Regions from separate parts of the Homo sapiens genome. Here region 1 is linked to region 2. A link is a loop called in an ENCODE intact Hi-C map of the cell type or tissue named here. Cell type or tissue: Calu3. All regions are shown on one strand. Each heading gives the region's core, and the rest is flanking DNA. Links, peaks and the distances in the headings are about the cores only.

Region 1 (7,886 bases), core at 2,536-5,035, 400 kb before region 2:
CCACTCCCTCCCCGCCAAGTGGCTCTCCGCTCTGGAGGCGGGACCGAGTTCTCCGGTGGCCCCTGGAGGCTCCGGCAGCGAGCTCTGGGAGGCTGGGAGGGGAGTGAGGGGAGGGGCGCTGACTGGGCCGTCCAAAGAGGAGGGGGCCTTTAATAGGCTCGCCCAGCGCCTGGCTTGCTGCGCTGCGAGTGGCTGCGGTTGCGAGAAGCCGCCCGGCACCTTCCGCTAGTTCTCGGCTGCAAATCTTCGTCCTTGCACTTGACAGCGATTGTACTTAAGCTCCCAGGGCGCGCTTTGCTTGGAAAGGCACAGGTAGGAAGCGCGGGCTGCCGGGTGCACGCTCGCCGCCCTGGGAGGAGTCTCCCTCCCTTGGCTCTCCTTTCTGGGAACTGCCGGCTGTCCCGTAGCGTTGGCGGTTCCAGAGTGCGGGCTGCACGGAGACCGCGGCAGCGGCCGGAGAGCCCGGCCCAGCCCCTTCCCACAGCGCGGCGGTGCGCTGCCCGGCGCCATGCTTCTGCTGGGCATCCTAACCCTGGCTTTCGCCGGGCGAACCGCTGGAGGCTCTGAGCCAGAGCGGGAGGTAGTCGTTCCCATCCGACTGGACCCGGACATTAACGGCCGCCGCTACTACTGGCGGGGTCCCGAGGACTCCGGGGATCAGGGACTCATTTTTCAGATCACAGCATTTCAGGAGGACTTTTACCTACACCTGACGCCGGATGCTCAGTTCTTGGCTCCCGCCTTCTCCACTGAGCATCTGGGCGTCCCCCTCCAGGGGCTCACCGGGGGCTCTTCAGACCTGCGACGCTGCTTCTATTCTGGGGACGTGAACGCCGAGCCGGACTCGTTCGCTGCTGTGAGCCTGTGCGGGGGGCTCCGCGGAGCCTTTGGCTACCGAGGCGCCGAGTATGTCATTAGCCCGCTGCCCAATGCTAGCGCGCCGGCGGCGCAGCGCAACAGCCAGGGCGCACACCTTCTCCAGCGCCGGGGTGTTCCGGGCGGGCCTTCCGGAGACCCCACCTCTCGCTGCGGGGTGGCCTCGGGCTGGAACCCCGCCATCCTACGGGCCCTGGACCCTTACAAGCCGCGGCGGGCGGGCTTCGGGGAGAGTCGTAGCCGGCGCAGGTCTGGGCGCGCCAAGCGTTTCGTGTCTATCCCGCGGTACGTGGAGACGCTGGTGGTCGCGGACGAGTCAATGGTCAAGTTCCACGGCGCGGACCTGGAACATTATCTGCTGACGCTGCTGGCAACGGCGGCGCGACTCTACCGCCATCCCAGCATCCTCAACCCCATCAACATCGTTGTGGTCAAGGTGCTGCTTCTTAGAGATCGTGACTCCGGGCCCAAGGTCACCGGCAATGCGGCCCTGACGCTGCGCAACTTCTGTGCCTGGCAGAAGAAGCTGAACAAAGTGAGTGACAAGCACCCCGAGTACTGGGACACTGCCATCCTCTTCACCAGGCAGGTGAGTTGATCTGCCGTCACTTTGCACCCAGATAGTCCCGTTCTTTAGGGTCACCTCCCCTAGCGCTCCAAATCCCCTTTGTATCGTGCAATGCCTCCGAGTTTAAACCTCGTTGATCTCTTCCGACTCCAACTCTGTGGAGTTTCCAGGGAGAGCCCTCTCCCACGCTCCGCGGAGCGGCGGCTCACGTGCATCTGGGCCATTGGAGGAGAGCCTGCGCTTTCCGAAGGTGTTGGCCTGGCGCGGCCAATCAGCGCCTCCTGGATCAGGCGCCGAGGGGCCGGAACCCAGGAAGTTGCCGCCCCGGAGCTGCAGTTTGTGTCCAAGACCGATAGGAGACGCCGTGAGGATGGTGTTGGAGAGGGCGGGAACGGCCCACCCCTATTGTATGGGCGGCTGAGTCTTCTCGGACACCTCCTGAGGTCTCCTTTCAAGGGTTGTAGAACTGAAGGTGATCCAAGGTCAGCGCTTGCTACATTTCTCTCGGGTAACACGTTGTCCCCTCTCTGTACTGGGCCTGGAAAGCCTGGATTGGGGTGGAGGGAATCATTGAGAGATTTTGTGGGTTGCAGTGACAGGCCAGACTCAAGTACTGCGAGCATCCCTCCTTCACTGCCGCTTCTCCTACAGACTTCTCTGCTGGGCATGGTCCAAGAGGCTTCTAGACCATTCTGAGCAGGCGGTGTAGTTAGGGCACCTGTTTGGAGCTGAGACTGTTTCACTTGGAGTTTCAAGTGGAGTTTTACTTGGAGCTGAGTTGGGAAAATCTCTTCCAATTTTCCTGTATCCTTGCTGTCAGAGGGTGACCCGTTTGCCCAGATGTATACTACAGAGCAGAGCGGGCATGCTTGCTCCTGCTCCCAAGTCACTAAAATTCCTATGACCACACTTGACTTCAGGGCTCTAGCTTCTGCCCTTGCTGGGGTGGAAGTGGTGTGAGCTTAGTCAAGAGTATTTGGAGATTCCAGCTGTAGAGTTAGAAGGAAACTGAGTATTGGGATTAGAAAGATGGACCCAGCCCAGGAAGCAGCCCTGCCTTTTGCAAGGCCTTTCCTGATATTCTATGTCAAAGAAGCTACAAATCTGCAAACGTTTAGATTCACAGGTGTTGGAGTGATTGGGCACTGAGGAGTATTTGGATTCTTGAAATTTCTCAGATACAGGAGGCTGGGAGGAAAAGAGCCATCCAAGTGAGCCTCTTCTTCTGATTTGGGGGACTGTGACTTGAATCTGTGCCATGCTCTTTTTTTTGGTTATTATCATAACCACAGCACTCTGGGGATGGCGTGGAATCCTTGGTTACCTGTGGGGCTCTAACTCTCCACTGTTTCCAAATGGTCACTCAAAGTTGGACTGGCGCACACAGTCTGGAGCTGGAGTCTTCCACAGTAACCCATTTGGCACAGCTAGTCCCTTCCTGGAGTCGAACTTCCTCTGTTCCCAGCCTTCTTCTCCTCCCACCACCTGGTTTCTCTAGGGAGGTCTTTGGCCTGAGTCTGTTTCCTTGTGCTCATTCTTCCAACTGAGGTCTGTTGAGCTGCCACTGCCCAGCCTCTGCAAGCACTGCCTGAGTCATGGGGAAGCTGCAAAGGAGGTGGCTTTGACCTCTGCACACAGACCAGCTTGGCAGTTAGATTGCTGGGGCTTGAAAAAAAGCAAAGGCCAAGAACAGGATATCTTAATGGGCAAAGCAGCTGTTGCCCCATTCGTTACCTGGGCTGCCCCAGTGCAGGTCACTCACTGGCTCCAAAATAAAAGACCTCAGCCTCTGCAGCCTGGTGGTGAAGGCTGGCTTCTGGAGTCAGCCCTAGGAGAAGAACTCCTGCTGGGAATAGGGACCATGCCGTCAGAAGGAGGCCGCCTTTTGAAGAAGAAGCAATCAAACAGCATGACAGCTTCTATTTCTCAGTGGTGTGTGCTCAACCCCCCGGGGGCTGTGTTGTCCATGCATAATGGGTACAAGATGCATGACCACTGGATCAGAAGCAGTGATGTGCAAAATGTGACTTTTAGAAGCTGCCTTCCCCTTAGGTGCCTAGAGAGCAAAGCTAGAGAGTGAGGCTTCTGTGTGGTCAGGGCCACCATCAAGGTATGTACTTTATGCTTCAGAGGAAACCCCTCTTCCCCACCTCCTCAGCAGCTCAGACTTCAGGGCCTACTGCATTCTGAGAGTCTCAGGATCTTCTCACTCCTGATATCTCTGGGGGAAGGTACAGTATTTGATGAGAACAGGAGGGAGTAGCTGCCCTTTCTAAGATTAAGGCAGATGCGGTCTCCGGGAACCTTAACTGCCCGGAAAGGAGAATATAGTGGTTATACAACAAGTATTTTGACAATTTGAGGAGTTTACTTACAGATTCAGAATAAGTTCATGGAGAAAAGTGCACATCTGATTTTGCAAAGTGATCGGTCTCCAGGCTCATAACAGCAGGGTGAGGTCAGCACAGGACTGGAACCAGGATCTGCGAAGAACTAGAGCCAGAGTGTTTCTCATTTATTTCTATGAGGAGAAAAGTTTCTTTGGCTTCTTGTTGCATTGGGCGGCAGGAGCCAGGTATTTAATGCCGAGACTTGGTAGGCCCTCCCTCATTCCCTGAGACTTCTCTGTCTTTAGGTCCAATAACGCTGCCGTTTGGGTGACCCTTTGTGGTAGAATGGCTTTCATTCATTTATTTGTACACTCTTTTAATACTTGTTGAGCATTACTTATTATTATTTCTAGGTACTACCCTGGGCTGTGGAGCTACAAATTGTAATAAATTGTGGCCTTGGCCGGGCGCAGTGGCTCACGCCTGTAATCCCAGCACTTTGGGAGGCCAAGACAGGTGGATCATGAGGTCAAGAGATCAAGACCATCCTGGCCAACATGGTGAAACCCTGTCTCTACTAAATATACAAAAATTAGCTGGGCGTGGTGGCTCACGCCTGTAGTACCAGCTACTCAGGAGGCTGAGGCAGGAGAATCACTTGAACCTGGAAGGCGGAGGTTGCAGTGCGCCGAGATCATGCCACTGCACTGCAGCCTGGTGACAGAGTGAGGCTCTGTCTCAAAAAAAAAAAAAAAAAAATTGCGGCCTCAGGTCCCCAGGAATTCACCATGGGATGGGGAGCTTACAAGACAACAGCTAATTTCAGCAGGTTGTGCTAAGTGCCAGACCAGCCCTGTTGGGGAGGAGGGGCGTTCTCCTGAATGCTGAAGCTAAGGAAGTGCTCCAAGGGACGGGAGCAGGAAGGGCACTGGCTGCGGAGTCGGGGCTGGGGAGGGGAGCTTGTTTTCTATGTCGTCAGATGCCCTCTCCTCCATTCCACTTCTGCTTTGCTCTCTGTGACCTTTTCTCCTTTGGACTGATTTTTTTTTTTTTTTTAGGACTTGTAGTTTATGGTTTTACTGTCTGTTTCTTCATTTCTTTCTTCTTTTTTTTTAGGACTTGTATTTTATGGTTATTCTGTCTGCTTCTTCATTTATTTCTTTATTTTTTTTAGGACTTGTATTTTATGATTATTCTGTCTGCTTCTTCATTTATTTCTTTATTTTTTAGAGATAGGGTCTCATTCTGTCACCCAGGCCATCAACTCACTGCAGCCTTTAACTCCTGGGGTCAAGTAATACTCCCACCTCAGTCTCCTGAGTAGCTGGACTACAGGCCTGCACTACCGTGCCCAGCTAATTTATTTTTGTAGAGACAGGGTCTCACTATGTTAACCAGGCTGATCTTGAACTCCTGGCCTCAAGAGATCCTCCTGCCTCAGCCTCCCAACGTTTTGGGATTACAGGTGTGAGCCACCATGCCTGAGCTCTGTAATATTCTTTGTGAGAAGACTTTTAACTACAAATTTCATTTTTAAAACATATATATTCAAGTTATTTTTCTTGAGTGAGCTTTGGTCATTTATATTTTTCAAGAAATTTTTCCATGTCCTTTGAGTTGCGAATTTATTGACAAAAAGTTGCTTATAATATTGTCTACTATCTTTCTCACCTCAGTCTCCCAAGTAGCTGGGACTACAGGCATATGACTAATTAAAAAAATGCCTGACTAATTAAAAAAAATTTCTTTTTTTGGAGACGAGGTCTTGCTATGTTGCTGTGTTGCCCAGGCTGGTCTCAAACTCCTGGGCTCAAGCGGTTTGCTCGCCTTGGCCTCCCAAAGTGCTGAGATTACAGGCGTGAGCCACTGCGCCTGGTCTATTTTGTTTGTTTGTTTTTTTCCTGTTGCCTCTTCATATCATTTGATGCCACCTCTGTTTCCTCTCCTCTCACTCTTCTTCCATGCTCTCACCTTCCTCTTTTGGGACCATCCAGGCAGGATCTTTGCAGTCTTTCTCTTCCCCCTTATTCTCTTCATTTGTACTCTGACTTTTCCCCTCTCACAACCCTGAGCTTGGTGCTATCTTCTTGTTTTGACCTTGAGCAGTACTGTGTTTCATTGGGGATGCCCTACACTGCGCAGAGCGGAACAGCATTCTAGAACCTAATGTGAAACAGACGCCAGTTCTTTTGGTGATAAAGCACTTGTCATAGGGCAGTGATATTTAGTGTTCAGATAAAAATAGTTAATAATGAAGTGATAATACGTATGTTACACATATCTCCCTATACAATAGAAAAAGATCATGATTTCATTAGGATCTTTCTTGAAGTCGGGCCTTGGAAGATATTAGGAGAGAGGTCATTGGTAGATTGAGTATTTAATAATTTGTTATTCTTGGCCACTAACTGGAAACACAACACCATGCCTTCTGGGAGGGAGGAGGGAAGGAGTGGGAAGAGAGAGGGAGGAGTGCAATATGTTGGTTCCCTGTCGTGCAGGATGAGTGCTCGCTCTCTTTAGTTACATCAAATGAGTTCACCTGATATTAATGTCAGCAGATGGGGGAGGAAGGTTGGAGGGAATCTTTTTCTTTTATTTTTAACCGCTGGTCTAGTCAGAAAGGCAAGTGAGTTTTTCTCTTTCTTTAGGTCTTGCTCTCCTTCTGCCTTTGAACTTCTCTGTAGTTGTTTGCGTCCCCTCCCACCCCTGGAATTTTCCCCCCAACCTTTCCTTGACACCTTGACTCGATCACGTGGCATGATGGAAAGAACACAGGCTTGGAGTCAGGCAGAGCTGAGTATGAATCCGGGGGCTTGAACTCTCTAGCAATGGACATTGCGTGAGTCAGCTATGTGCACTTAACTTTCCTCACTCTTAGAATGAGGATAATGATGATGACATGATACCTCACTTACGGGGCTGTTGCACAGATAAGTGTTACTGAGTGGTCCAGAATAGGCCCCCAGTTATGGTAGTTATTATCATCTCATCACTGCCTTCGTAGTCACTCAGTACATGCTTCTTGTTGAATAATTAGCTATGGATCCCTTGCCAAACTCAAGTTTGGGATGGCCCTGATTTAAAGCATTCTGTCCCATTGTCCTTTCAAGTATGCTTAACATTTGGTCCAATTTTTGTATGGAAGCTATGGACATCAGAATTTGCTAATCCCACTGATCTGTAAACTCCTTTTAGGCTGGAACCTCTTTAGTCTTTGTAAGCCCCTTGGTGGATCCCTGCAAGTCGGCTGTTCAGTAGGTGATTGTGGAAGGAAGGTGCAAACAGAAGTGCAAGGGCTGCCTGTAGCTCTGGATGCTTAGGTAGCTCACCTCCCTTCCTGGGGATCATTCATCCAGCTTTTGAGGCGGTCAGGCTGCAGGGTTGGGAGAGGGAGTCTTAGATTCTTCTGGCATTTCATCTTGGCTCTTTGCCATGAGGTTTTGCCCTGAAGAAAGGAGGGGCTCCAGAGAGGTGTGTGTTTAATCCACCTTGGAGTCAGCAGACAAGGTGCATGGCAGGGCAGGGACGGGGTCAGTGTGTCAATGCAGGTGTGGGGCAAGGAGCCGGGGGCTCGTTCAACCGGAGAGGTGGCGCAGACGGTGCACTCAGAGCACTCTCGGCACTTAATCCTGCCTCTCCCTCTCCCCAGGCCTCTCCCCACTCAGTGTCAACCGGCACTTGCTTGAGCTACAGGGCGAGGCCTTCCATTCTTGGGGCGATATGCACCAGAGGCAGCAGGAAGTCATGGTGACAGCTCAACCCTGCCGCTGTGCTGCCTGGACTTCAATCCTCACTCTGCGCCCTTCCTCTCTGTCTAACCTTGGGCTTACTGTGTGACCCTGGGCTAGTTACTTACCTTCTCTGGGTCTCTTCTGTGCGATGGGGCCTGATAATGGCATCTTCTTCCTACAGCTGTGAGGATTAAATGAATGAAGGCAGATAAAACTCTCGCGACAGTCTGGCACACAGTAGCCAGTCAGTAACTGTTAGCTATTATCGCTCTTCTTGTAGGCGCCCTCTCTCTTGAAGGGGTGATTTTTTTTTTATAGAAGATTTAGCCTTCTTGCAAGCTTGGGGTCCCTCTTCTTCCTCATTGAGGTAATTATTAT
Region 2 (7,886 bases), core at 3,523-6,022:
ATATAGATATATACAAGGGGGGATTTACCACGGGAATTGGCTCACACAATTCTGAAGGCTGAGGAGTCCCATGATAGCCTTGTCTGTAGGTTGGAGAACCAGAGAAGCTGGTGGTATGATTCAATCTGAGTTCAAAGGTCAGAGAACCCTGGTGGGGGATGAAAAGAGGAGGTGCTGATACAATTCCTAGAGTTCAAAGGCTCAAGAACTTGGAGTTCTGATATTCAAGGGCAGAGAAGATGGATGTACCAGCCCCCAAAGAGAGGGAAAATTCACCCTTCCTCTACCATTTTGTTGTCCTCAGTGGACTGGATGATACCTACCCAACACTGGTAAAGGCAGATTTTCTTTATTTAGCCTATTGACTCAAATGCTAATCTCTTCCAGAGACACCCTCACAGACATATTTAGAAATAATGTTTCACCAGCTATCTGGGCATCCCTTAGCTCAGTCAGGTTGACAAGTAAATTAACAAACACATTGTTATTATTTTTACGGTTGAAACCAAACTGAAAACTTTGTTTTTTGCTGTTTAGCAAATAAATTCTATTTGTTTTTTAAAAACAAACAACCAAAAAGCACCTAACCTGAGAAGTCAGCACAGCTTTCAGATCCTCACCCCTAGAAAGCTCTTGTCCTGGCTGCTCCCTCCTCCTTGCTCTGTGAGAAATTCCTTATGCAGCTACGTGCAGGAACTGACTGCGCGGGATGATCCGTGAGCTGCATGTGGACTACCCCAATCTGCTTTTTGTTCCTAATTCCTGAATGAGCAACTGAAAATTCCCCATGTGATCACTCCCTCTACCAGCTCTTGCTTTCCCAGAAACACTAGGCTTGCTGTTTTGTACATTTGCAGGATAAAAGAAATGTAAACATTTAAATAATAATGTATTTTTAAAGGCATAACGGGGTTAGTTAAGTAAAACAACCCATCTCACATCATCTGCAGAAGAAATCTAATAAGTTTTGGGGTTCATTGGGGAACCAGAGAATATTCAATTTTATGACAGGATTAAGTTTTTATTGAATTACGTCTTTATTCAAGGCACTTTTGTTCATCTACTAAAATAGGCAGTTTAACTCAGTGATCTTTGGACTAGTAAAATGAAAATCATGATAAGAATCTTTTCATAAATCAGTTCTTTCTTTCTTTTTTTTTCTTTTTCTTTTTTTTTTTCTTGAGACAGAGTCTTGCTCTGTCAACCAGGCTGGAGTGCAGTGGCGCAATCTCGGCTCACTGCAACCTTCCCCTCCTAGGTTCAAGCAATTCTCCTGCCTCAGCCTTCTGAGTGGCTGGGATTACAGGTGCGCACCACCACACCCAGCTAATTTTTGTATTTTTTTAGTAGAGATGGGGTTTCACCATGTTGGTCAGGCTGGTCTTGAACTCCTGACCTTGTGATCTGCCCACCTCGGCCTCCCAAAGTGCTGGGACTACAGGCGCCTGCCACCACACCCAGCTATTTTTTTTTTTTATTTTTGTATTTTTAGTAGAGATGGGGTTTCACCGTGTTAGCCAGGATGGTCTCGATCTCCTGACTGAGATCCGCCCACCTCAGCTTCCCAAAGTGTTGGGATTATAGGCGTGAGCCACCGCGCCTGGTCTATGAATCAGTTCTTTCAATAAAGACTCCGCTGGGGCTGAGGGCTGCCAGATATTGGGTGTCCCTGAAGATGAAGCCAGTTGTGTCTATTGGCCTCTTCTCCAAATAGCCAAAGCAAGTGTGCTCAGTGCCCTGGAGTGGCCCAAGAGCAGGGGAATGAATAGTAAAAAATGTCTCAGGAAAACTCAGTTCTAGTTATGGTTTTTCCATTAATAGTTGAGGCTCCCAAGCTTCTCTGGGCTTCAATTTTATCATCTGTAAAAATAAAGGCATACGACTATTGGTGATTTCAAAATACCGATCTCATGTCAAGCTAGTGACTTAAAACCCCTCCAGGAGAGGTTGTTAAAGGTACACATTTCTTAGCATAAATCTGGAAACAACCGAAGTGCCCATGAGTAGGGGAGTGGTTAAATAAGTTATGGTATATCCAACCATAAATGCCCTTTGAAAAGTGTGAATTAGATCTGCATGTGCTGATACAGAAAGATCTCTAAGGAATATCATCAATTGAAAAGAGTAAAGTACAGAGCAACATATATGGCAAAATTCCTCTTGTGTAATTGAAAATGCATATATGTGTGTGTGTGTAACTGAAAATGCATATATATTTATATATAAATGCACATATATATATGGCACAAACTTGCTTTCAGTTATTGTTTATGTGGGGGTATACATGAAACTGTTAAGAGTGTTTATCTTAATAGTTTAACAGCTGTATGGGCAGGGTAATATTTAAGGTATTGCTAATAACAATAGTAATGTTAATAGTTAAGGGCTGATTCACCCCACCTATTTCTGATGTCTTCTTTTTTTGTACCCGTCAACATTTATCTACCAATGTGTTAGAACAAGAAGGGGACTTGGTACTGTGGGGAGAATACTGAATGGGCTGTAAGTGGATCCGAGTTTAAATCATATTCTTGTTGAATATTCTTGTGCAAGTAACTTAACTTCCCTGGATCTCAATGTCCTCGTCTTTTAAATGCGGTGATAGGACTAGCAATAAAACACGGTGGTTCTATTTTAATTTGCAGGTAGTGTTTATAAGTTATCTGGGGAGACACACAGGAACACACACACACACACATACATACACACACACACTCAAATACAGAACAAATGAGTAAAGAGCATTGCTAACTCTCAACAAATACTTTAAGTTCTTTCTTAACACTATGGGCTACAGAGGAGAAATAACCTTTATCCTTGAAGAATTTTATGATCTTGTATGGGAGACAAAACAAATTTGTGTGAACCAACTAGAGAATAATATAAAGCCACATATGACAACCTTGGATTAACCTCATTCTTATGGAGCTCCCTTTAAAATATTACTCACCTGAAACTCAAGAAAACCAGACTCGGCAATAAATGTAAAACCCAAGTCCCTCGGCCACATTTGCACTGAAATGTAAAATAAAGGGTTAGACAGGTACAATTTCCTTTGTAGTGATAAAATCCTCTGATTCTATTGCATAATCTCCAAAAGCAGGTCCAAACCGAATAATTTTTTTCCCCTGAAACTAGATTCCTCCCTGTTTAGTAGAGTCCCCATTTCCAATTTAGGACTTTGCCAACCCCATACAACTTCTTTGCACAAAATACCCCAAGATAAGGTCAAGGAGAAGGCCTTACATTATGTCAGCCCCATTATCTGAGCTTGAGAGCCTCCCTTGGCTCCGCCCTGTCTGGGCAATGCAGTGGGAGAGGGGACTGGGCTGGGGGTGGCCAGGTGGCTGTCTAGCCTGCCTGGTCACAAAGACCCCAGTGAGTGTGAGATGAGCACATGACAGGGGCTCCGGGCAGGTCAGACTTGACGCCTCACTTGACCCCACTGACAGCCAGAGTTTGATAAAGACATGATTGAGTTGAGGATTTCTTTCTGACAGTTTAATGGATGGCTATAATTAGGGGCCTGCTCTGAGGGTGTGGAAACACATAGACCCCATTGTAGGGAGGCTAAATGCTACAAAGGTCAAGGCCAAAATATGGTATGAAAGAAGCTCAACGTTTTCCAACACACAGGAGAAGTGAGTCAGTAGTGAAACGTGTTTACTAAGCATGATCAAGCATACCCATTTCTTTTCAGTTCCTGAGCCTGATGGTTGTCATCAGTGGTGGGTCTCTGAAGCAGAGTTTCAGTCCTTGTGGCTCCAGAGACTAGCACTCTAAAGGTGGAGTTGACAGGATAAACTTCCCACCTGATCTCAGAAAGCAACTGACTTTCTTTTCTTCTCCTGGAACCATCTCCCTGACTGAAAATAAGAATGACAACAATAACTGAGACATACACATTGAATTTTAATGTTAAATTTAAACAATATTTGTCAGTTTGTTTATGCTTCATTGTCAAAATAATGATTAATGAAAGTGGCTTTAAGCCCTAGATACTTTCTGGGATGTTTTAAAAGACTTCTTCTTGGAATAAAGGAGCCATGATGTGCCAGCCATAATAAGATCCAACTAACAACGAACAAAAAAAATACAGTGAGTAATGGCAATAATGTTCTCATTAAAGGAAAATACCTCACAACTTAGACAGAAACAGAGGGAATTAGTGAAACTCCATCCATTGAGGGCTCATAGGCTGCCCTTGGAAATACTCTTACCTGGTCACAGTACTAGTGAATTCATTTCCTGGTTAAGTTGGTAAGGTAGGCATCTTGAAAGACATTCATTAATCAAAGAATCAGATAATCCCAGGGCTGAAAAGGATTTTGGAGGCCCTAGAGTGCCAAAAGGCTGACCCACCTCTGCCGTATGGATTCTGATGAACAGAAGCTCTGACTCCTTTACACTGCCTATCCCAATCTGGGTAGCTATGAGTATTAACAAACTTGTCCCGATACAGTAGTCTCCCTTATCTGCAGTTTCACTTTCTACAGTTTTAGTTACCTGTGCTTAACCGCAGTCCAGAAATAGTAAATGGCAAATCTCAGAAATACACGTAAGTTTTAAATTGCATGCCCTTCTGAATGGCATGATAAAAATCTCATGCAGTCCTACTCCATCTCACCCAGGACGTGAATCATCCCGTTGTCTGGCATGTCCATGCTGTCTGCGCTACTCACCCATGAGTCACATAGGAGCCGTCTTGGTTATTAGATTGACTGTCATTTGTTTTGCAGTGCTTGTGTTCAAGTGACCCTTATTTTACTGAACAGTGGCTCCAAAGAACAAAAGTAGTGATGCTGGCCATTTGAACATGCCTAGGAGAAGCTGGGAAGTGCTTTCGTTAAGTGAAAAGGTGAGAGCTCTTGACTTAATAACGAAAGAATAAAAATTGCAATATTAAAGTTGCTGAGATCTACAGTGAGAATGAATTTTTTTACCTGTGAAATTGTGAAGAAGAAAAAAATTCATATAGTTTTGCTGTTGCACCCCAAACTTTATCATAGATATGTATGTATAGGAAAAAAACATAGTTGGGGTTGGTACTATCCTAGGTTTCAGGCATCCACTGGGTGTCTTGGAACATATTCCCTGTGAATAAGTGGGGACTACTGCATTGAGCTAAAATCTGTTTTTTTTTTTTGTTTGTTTGTTTTTTTAACCTCCCACTAATTGGTTCCATTCTACCAACTGGGGTCACATAGAACAAGGCTAAGTCCCTGTTACATATGTTACTAGGACTGGCTATGTAATTTGCAGGGCCCAGTGCAAAATGAGAATGTGGGGCCCATGTTAAAAATTACTAAGAATTTCAAGATGGTAACAGAGCATTAAGCCAAGGGTGGAACCCTTCTAACTGCAGAGCTCTGTGTGGCTTTACAGGTAAGCAACCCAGAAAGTTGGCGGCGTAGGGAACTTTCTGTTTTGTTTCTGAATGACTGGATTTGGTACAGTGTTAATAGAAGGAAACTATTTTTCCTCCACTTTGTGTTATAACTCTTTTTCAATTCCTTCTTCCTTCCTGCAGATCCCATGGAATATTCTGGTCTTTTGCATATATTAAAAGCCCAGTTCAATATTTTATTAAACTCCAAGCTGTCAATCACTACCTTTGCCCTGGCTGGGGCTGGGAAACTTGCAGAGACTTGCTTCTTTTCTTTGTTCTCCTGGCTGATCTACCTCCCACTCTTCATGTTGCTGTTGGCTCCTTCAGGGCTGGCCAGGGGTAGAAGGAGAAGGGCAGTGGATGGGAAAGGTCTTCCTTACTTGGTAGGCCCAGGTGTGATCCGGCGTTTAAGGGCTCTCTGAGCTGAGCACTCAAGTGCTCCTCTTTTCTTTCATGGGTACATCTCTGGGTTCTTCTAAGCTCCTCCTCTGGGGACTCTCAACTGCGGTTTTCTGGTGCAGGGATGCCTCCTTTGGCTAGAAGTTGATGACATTCGCCCAGCCCATGGCTGGTGGTTCACTGCAGTCTCCTTCTGCTGGGGTCATCCACCCTGCACTCCCTCCCTAATTCCAGTGGTCCTCTTGGATAGAGTTTTCAAACTGCCTCATGCTGGTCTCTTCCTCAGGATTCACATGTGGACCTTGAGAAACATGTGTTTTTGCGCTGCCGTTTGCATAGCTCCCTTCAGTCTGCCAGCACAGCTTCTACTCCCTGCCCACAGCCAGAAACTCCCTCCTTCAGATTTTCTTCCAAGTAAGTGTGACTCAGATACCAGTTCCAGAATCTGCCCCAATTCCAAGGAATATATGGCAAGCCTGTTAGAGGTTCTTTGAAACTCATCTCAGTTGGCCTGAGTAGTGGAGGATTAGGAGGGCATTTCAGCATACAACTTTCTTTACTTTTTTTTTTAGGCAGAATTTTGCTCTGTTGCCCAGGCTGGAGTGCAATGGTGCAATCATGGCTCACTGCAGCCTCAATCTTCTAGACTCAAGCAGTCTTCCCATCTCAGCCTTCCCATCTCAGGTCCTGAGTAGCTGGGACCAAAGGCATGTACCACCACACCTGGCTGATTTTTTTTTTTTTTTTTTTTTTTGGAGAGATGGGGTCTCGCTTTGTTGCCCAGGCTACAACTTTCTTCCTGAAGAAAGCTTACCATTTGTTGCTCCTCCTTAACGGATACTTAGTCTTTTCTTATATCATCTGGAGATGAGTGATAGACCAACGCAAGCAGAACAAATTATTGGTCTTGCCCCTTTCTCTAAATTTGAAGGTAGTTGGCACCTATTGTGGTTAGTGTTAGGGCTTTAGCAGACAGTGAGACAATAAAGAGAAGTCCCACTTGAACATCCTGTTATACAAGTAATGGACTAAGAAACATTTGAGGATAACTACAGCTATGGATTCAATGTTTGTGTCCCCCACAAATTCATGTGTTGAACTCCTAACTTCCAATGTGGCTATGTTTGGAGATAGGGCCTTTATGCAGGTAATTAAGGTTAAATTAGACTATAAGGGTAGGGACCTGATCTGGCAGAATTTGCATCCTTATTCTTAATTCCCTTTCTCTCTCATGTGCCCTTCTCTCTCCACCATGTGAGGACACAGTGAGAAGGAGGACATCTGTAAGTTAGGAAGAGGGTCCTCAACAGAACTAAATTGGCTGGCACCTGGATCTTGGACTTCCCAACCTTCAGAATCGTGAGAAAATAAATGTCTGTTGTTAAAGCCAGTCTGCTATGGCATTTTGTTAGTCAGCCTGAGCTGAGTAAGATGACTACTCTGCACTTCCGTGAGTGTTGCCTTTCTAAATGTGAGCACCTGCCATTCCTTTAATCCTCCGCAGCAGACCAAAATCTGTTTGCTCACCTCTCTGGACAGGCTCTAGTTTGTTACATATTGGAGTCACACTTTTCACAGGAATTGTTCTCCGTGGAGAACATTGAGCATAAGTGGAAATTGTGTTAAGCCACCTCACTCTTGAAAACCTGTTTGGTTGTTCTTAAAATGTAAATATAAAATATGAGATCAGTAGGATAAAGAAGGGTTGGATGCACAAACATATAACTAGGATTACTCTCTTGTAAACACAATTTAGATGGTTGTCTTTCTTTTTTGCTGAGGTTGCATGGTAGAATTTGGGTAACGTAAATGCACTTTTGACGTAATGTGACTGTACTCAACTTAAAGGATGGTGCCCAGATCTGAACATGCTATCCCAGGGTGGTCTCCTGAGCAAAAGGAAGAGGACTCTCAACCCCAGGACCCAGAAACTGTAGTTCTCTGAATGTTTCCTGAAAGTGCAGTGATGCTGGTAGCCTAAATCCATCCTGCTATCTCATTTGGTGTCTCACTTTCTCTATTTTATCCTTTCTGTATGCTTTTTAAATGCAGGCACGGAACTCATACTTACCTCTTTCTTTCAGATTCTGTCCTTTGA

The links. Hi-C counts contacts between places; a loop is a spot of excess contacts. Peaks named below come from ENCODE experiments on the same cell type or tissue, not always from the same donor. Only the 100,000 strongest peaks of a DNase experiment are listed, where the experiment ranks them.
Region 1: it touches region 2 in a loop (2.6-fold over the local background); 6 of 110 quality-filtered maps call a loop at or near these places.

Annotation. Positions count from the first base shown.
Region 1 is chr11:130,448,466-130,456,351 of GRCh38, forward strand. It overlaps ADAMTS15 (ADAM metallopeptidase with thrombospondin type 1 motif 15), which reads left to right and starts at 180. Exons shown (of 8, transcript NM_139055.4): 1 at 180-1,465. The coding sequence starts at 509. RefSeq lists an enhancer at 3,149-3,650. In Calu3, for the core only: no CTCF peak of the experiment used is centred there; no DNase peak of the experiment used is centred there.
Region 2 is chr11:130,843,177-130,851,062 of GRCh38, forward strand. LINC02551 (long intergenic non-protein coding RNA 2551) reads right to left here. Exons shown (of 6, transcript NR_125383.1): 4 at 3,687-3,866; 5 at 2,951-3,015; 6 at 1,017-1,860. Among named protein-coding and RNA genes, the nearest start is that of LINC02551, 15 kb to the right of the region's middle. In Calu3, for the core only: no CTCF peak of the experiment used is centred there; a DNase peak (open chromatin) is centred at 4,665.